2 separate regions of the Homo sapiens genome follow, and region 2 is linked to region 1. Evidence: read pairs that join two places in POLR2A ChIA-PET (ENCODE). Cell type or tissue: OCI-LY7. All regions are shown on one strand. Links, peaks and the distances in the headings refer to the core of each region. The heading gives the core; the rest is flanking DNA.

Evidence for each region. Peaks named below come from ENCODE experiments on the same cell type or tissue, not always from the same donor. Only the 100,000 strongest peaks of a DNase experiment are listed, where the experiment ranks them.
Region 2: POLR2A ChIA-PET joins it to region 1 with 6 read pairs; 7 of 35 experiments call an interaction of 5 or more read pairs at or near these places.

What each region holds. Positions count from the first base shown.
Region 1 is chr12:104,461,479-104,464,398 of GRCh38, forward strand. All of the region lies in intron 1 of CHST11 (carbohydrate sulfotransferase 11), which reads left to right. Among named protein-coding and RNA genes, the nearest start is that of CHST11, 6.0 kb to the left of the region's middle. RefSeq lists an enhancer at 1,458-1,507. In OCI-LY7, for the core only: no CTCF peak of the experiment used is centred there; a DNase peak (open chromatin) is centred at 1,653; H3K4me3 peaks cover 968 bases; H3K27ac peaks cover 1,336 bases.
Region 2 is chr12:104,619,513-104,622,432 of GRCh38, forward strand. The region is part of intron 2 of CHST11 (carbohydrate sulfotransferase 11); the gene reads left to right. Among named protein-coding and RNA genes, the nearest start is that of MIR3922, 29 kb to the left of the region's middle. In OCI-LY7, for the core only: no CTCF peak of the experiment used is centred there; no DNase peak of the experiment used is centred there.

The sequences.
Region 1 (2,920 bases), core at 321-2,820:
CTGTGTCATGCAGTGCAAAGCTGAGAGGCCCCCCAGGCTGCATTGGCACAGAGTGTGTAAAGGCAGCTCTTCAGAACCTTCCTTTTGTGTTACTCCATAGGATTGTGGTTTTTGTTTGAAATCTACTGTTCATAGAAAGAAGCCTTCAGAGGAGAAAGCCTTTTCTCTCCTGTCTGCTTCCTCTCTATTATTTTTATTTTTGCAAAATGTTTATTTTCACTGTCACCTGGGATTTCTTTGCCTCGGTTGAATGTATTGAAAGATTATATCCTTTATTTAAAGATGTCTCATTTTACCCCCTTGCACTTTCACTTGATCAGGTTGAACCTAAAATGCATTTTGTATTATAATTTTAAACGAATTGTAAACATAACATGTGCTCATTTTAGAAAATTTAGGAGGTGGCCAGGTGCGATGGCTCACACCTGTAATCCCAGCACTTTGGGAGTCCAAGGCAGGTGGATCACCTGAGGTTGGGAGTTTGAGACCAACCTGACCAACATGGTGAATCCCCGTCTCTACTAAAAATACAAAAAAAATTAGCCGGGCGTGGTGGTGCACGCCTGTAATCCCAGCTACTTGGGAGGCTGAGGCAGCAGAATCACTTGAACCAGGGAGGCGGAGGTTGCAGTGAGCTGAGATTGTGCCATTGCATTCCATCCTGGGCAACAAGAGTTAAACACCATCTCAAAAAAAAAAAAAAAAAAGAAAAAGAAAAGAAAAAAAGAAAATTTAGGAGGTATAGAAGAAAAACAATCATTATTCCACCACCAAGAGGCAACTGGTACTTTAAAAATATATTATAGAATATATTTATATATATTTATATATTCTGTATTTTTCTCAACTATGCAAAATGCATATACATAGTTGAGATAACATCATGCATTTTGTATCCTGTTTGATAATAAGTATTTTAGACAAATACATCATTGTCACAACTAGTTATTAAAGTTAAAGACAAAGTTTAACCATAACTGTTTAAATGTATAGACTTGCATGTGTCTCCACCTCCCACCCTACCCCTTTGCAGGATGTCAGTCTGGTATTATTTTTTTTGCTGTGGTTGCACAAATTTAATGTTACGTTACAGAATCTTTTTGCTTATACATGGAATAGTTTGGAGTCTTACCAATTTGTAGGGGCTGTTCTTATGTTATACACCTGAAACTTCCATTGAAAAGGTGTCAAGAGGGTCTCAAATATGAGACTGTTATGAATTCTGAAAACAGCATTGAATCACTGAAGGATCTCATGTACCCCATAAATATATACAACTACTATGTACCTATAAAAATTAACAAGTAAAAAAATAACTGAAGGAGAAGACATTTTTAGCATGGGGTCTCTCCTTGATCATTTAAATGTTTGCACCTCGATGGAGCATTTTCATTGCTGTGCTCAGATGAGACAGATGTAGGTGATCTCCTTTGATTGTTACAGTCCTCATTTTCATTGCCTTCCAAAATAAAAAGGGGTGATCAGGCACCACAGAAAGGGTGGTTTGGGGGTTTCCGTGGGGTGAGGGGTGAGGGAATCCATCCTTCAGCAGAGGTATCTGCTGTCAGTATTTGTCTGGTTGAAAGATCATTTTGTTCATAGCTTTATCAGCACAGTCATTTCAAAACAGGAAGTCAAAGGCTCATAAGCAAAGGCACCACCCTTTCCCTTCTTAAACCCACCAAAAGGACCTCTCTTTAGTCTGGAGGTCAAGTGAAAAAGGCTCTCATGAAAGTCATTGCCAGCAGGCCTCTTCTAAGTTCAGACTCTGAGGAAAACCAGAAGTCATTCTGCTGATTCATTTTTTTTTCTTTTTAGTTTTTCTTTTGAATTTTTGGGACACCACCTTTATAACAAATAAAAGGGGAGGCAGTTCTTCCTATGAACAATCTGATCTGTCAGTTAAAATTTCCTAGAACTTGTAATTTGATGCATCTTAGATCCAATGTGAGTGATTGAAACTTACAAGCAGACTTGTTCTCCTCCTCCCCAGCCCCCTGTCTGTCTGTCTCTCTCTCTTTTCCTTTCTTCTACTCTGTGCCAGATACTGTTCTTGGCACTGGAGATGTAACACATACATACATCTCTGCCTTCATGGAACTTAGATTCTAGTGGGGCGGACAGACTTTAAGCAAATGCAGAAGTGACATATATGGTATATCAGATGGTGTTAAGAGAAAAACAAAACAGAGAAGATGGTTGAGGGGTGTGAGAGGCAGGGGTTGCAATATAATATAGAGGTAATTAGGGAATGTCATTGATAAGATGACACTGAGAGCAGACACCTGCAGGAAATGAAGGAGCCGGCCATGTTCCAGGCAGAGAGCAACACAAGTCAAATCTGGTCCCTGAGGCAAGAACACGCATGGCAAGGTGGTCAGAGTGCCCAGAGCAGAGGGACGGAGGCAGCCAACAACCACAGTGGGGAGAGACAAGTCGGAGAGAGACAATTGTTTTGAGCCTTGGGTTTAACTGTAGATGGGAGGGAAGCGCTGCAGAAGCTTGAGCAGAGGTCTCTTGGGGCAGGGAGGCAAGGAATAAGGGTGGAAGCAATGTAGCAAGATTGAAAATGAAGTCTCCTACTTGCACTTTTTTTTTTTTTTTTTTGAGGTGGAGTCTTGCTCTGTCACCTAGGCTGGAGTGCAGTGGTGCAATCTGGGCTCACTGCAACCTCTGCCTCCTGGGCCCAAGCAATTCTCCTGCCTCAGCCTCCTGAGTAGCTGGGATTACAGGCATGCACCACCACACCTGGCTAATTTTTGCATTTTTAATAGATACTGGGTTTTGCCATGTTGGCCAAGCTGGTCTTGAACTCCTGACCTTAAGTGATCCACCCTCCTCGGCCTCCCAAAGTGCTGGTAGAGGTGTGAGTCACTGTGCCCAGCTCTACTTGCACATTTGTGCTCATCTTTGGGCAGCC
Region 2 (2,920 bases), core at 271-2,770, 160 kb after region 1:
TCCACTGGGTCGTGTTTCGAGCGCTCTCTTCTAAGCCCCAACCAAGAGTTGGTGTTCAAACAGGAATCAGAATGATTCGGGGTCTCTTTCCTAATTAACAAGAAGCCCTAAGTGAGTGAAAGCAAGCCCCAAACAAGCACTGGGAGAGGCTGGAGTGGGGGCTGCTTATCTGGGGGCTGCCCATTTTGAAGAAGGCTGTTTACACCGATCCATAGACTTACTGGGTTTTGGTTGGCTCCGGGTTCAGAAAGGGTTAACTCATCTCGCAAACCCATTCACCAAGGGTAAAGAATTAAATTAACTCATGCTAAGCCCATGGTTTTTGCAGATGGAACATTCTGGTTTCTACTTTTCAAGAGCAACTCAAAAGTTCATTAACAAGGAGGAACTTGTAATCTTTGCGAAGGACCAAATTTGAATGGGAGAAACGGTTCCCTTAGCCAATAGGTGAGCCCAGCCAACTCCTCAGCCCGGAAGCTTTGTCATTCTATAATTGTCATTCCCGGTGAGCCTTCATCCTAGGTCTGATGGGGCCACTTGAAGATCTCATTGAATTTTGTAGGGAAATTGCATGCTAAAGAGACATTTGGAAATTAGCAGGCTTGAAGGCTGCCTTGAGACATGTCCCCTAAAGGTATTTTGTCACCACACAGAATGGCTCCCAAATGGTGCCCCCCCAACTTTCTTCTGCTCTCTTCATTTGAGTTTCTCTCATCCATAGAACAGTTAATCTCAGTTCAGAATCTCAGCCTCGGCTCTCCATAGGTTTTCCTTCATTTTCCAGGATAAATGAGCTGGAGTTTGAAAAGAAGTGTGACTTCTTCAAGGAACTGGCAGATACTAGGGGAGTTCAGAAGCAGCTGACATCCAATTATTCACGGTCATGGGGGAAAGGGATTGAATGAGAAATAGAAATCCACAGATAATCTCCAAACCTTATGCTCATCCATAGCCTTCTCTTCCAACATGCCTTTAACAGTACCAAGAAATGGGCTGATTTAGCGCTGTTTTCAAAATGGAGGTCCTGAGAGATCAGTACAGTAAAATTAATTTGCCAATCCTTCTCTTAATGAGAAGCATTGCAAGGAATGGAAATTCTCCATTTATTTATTTATTTATTTGTTTGTTTGTTTGTTTTTATTACTTACCCAGAGTAAAGCGTCATTTTTCTTGAGCAAGTGGCAAAATGAGCTTATTTTCTTGGCTGGTTTTGTTCATTGTTTGTTGTGTCAGAGACTAGCATAGAACATTGTGACTTTCTTTTCACTAACACAAAACAAAACAAAAATGATTGGGATTCAGGCCTAGATAATCTTGAAATAAAAACCAGGAGCTAGGAGAATGACAGTCAATTGCAATTGATAATTGAGTCTCCTTCCCCAGGATATTAATGGTGTAACTAAACCAGGGAGGAAGAAGTGATAAGTATCTTGTTAAGATAAGTCTTTGCCAAAAACAACCCATGGCAAATTGCTGCCATTTGTTATCTAATACTGAGCGCAGAGTGTAGTCTTTCTTGAGCCTCAGAAACCCTGCTTGTCTCTATCAGTTCATTTCAAATTTAACTTGCTAAATATCATTGTCCAAAGCCTTGGCAGACTTTCAAAAGCAGCGTTGTTGCTGATCTCAAGCTTGACACAGTGGGATCTTGGGGAGTCTCACAGACCACAGCCCCCAGTTTGTGGGGGCATCTTGATCAAGGCCTAGGCAAAGGATCTGTTTGGAGAATAAAAGCCAAGCCAGCCTCAAAGATGAACATGTGTGGCCCGGCCTGTTAAACCCAGTCAAGGCGATGGGCTGCAGACATCCTGTCTTTCTCTGGTGCTGTCCTAGACCTTGCCATTGGCCCAGGGCCATTCAAAACCCAAGGCCTACAGTCACGGCTTCCCAAGCTATGGTAGGCAGAATGCCTTGCCCCTTTTCCAAGCAATAAGAATATGTTACCTTATTTGGCAAAAGGGACTTTGCAAAGGCAGTTTAAGTTAAGGGTTTTAAGATGGAGAGATTATCCTGGATTATCCGGATGGGTCCAGTATAATCATCAGGATGATAAGGGAGGCAGGAGTGTCAAAGCCAGGAAAAGAGATGTTGTGAGGATGGAAGCAGAGCTTGGAGTGATGTGAGGAAGGGGGCCACAAGCCTAGGAATGTAAGTGACCTGTAAAAGATGGAAAAGGCACAGAACAGATTTTCCCTTGGAGCCTCCAGAAGGAACGCAAGCCTGCTAACCCCTTGACTTTAGGACTTGTGACCTTCAGAATGGAAGCAGTTGTTTGTAGTGATTTGTTACAGCGGCAATAGAAAACTAACATGCACACACCCCTTTTTAGTTGGAGCTAAGCTTCCCTCTCCCAAGACCAGGGTCCAAAGGAGGCCTGGGAGAGGCCAGGTCTGTGACATCAGGTAAGCAGTCCGGCAGCAGCGTGGTGAGTCTGGAAAATGGGATGCTGATGGTTGTGGTGATACTGCCTTTTTCAGAATTGTTTTGAGGATCAAGTGAGGTACTGTGAAAATGCCTGGCAAATCTAGGTATAAGCCGGCAACCCCGGTGACCCCCACAGGCACATCATGGCTTACATACCGGCAGGGAATAGGCTGAGTTGATACAACCAAAATCCTTGTACATATTCATAAGAACTCTTTGACAACCACACATTCAACCTGAAATTTATATCAGATCACAGTTTTGTGGATAACCAAAATCCTTGTACATATTCATAAGAACTCTTTGACAACCACACATTCAACGTGAAATTTATATCAGATCACAGTTTTGTGGATGGGTTCCTATAGGTAGGAGGTACTACCACTGTTTAGTCAGTACATTTATTTTTTTTAAAAGGACGGAGTAAATATTTGGAATTAATGGTGTTATATTTGTCAAGATTTTCCTTCATGAAATGATTATATAATTCTTACAG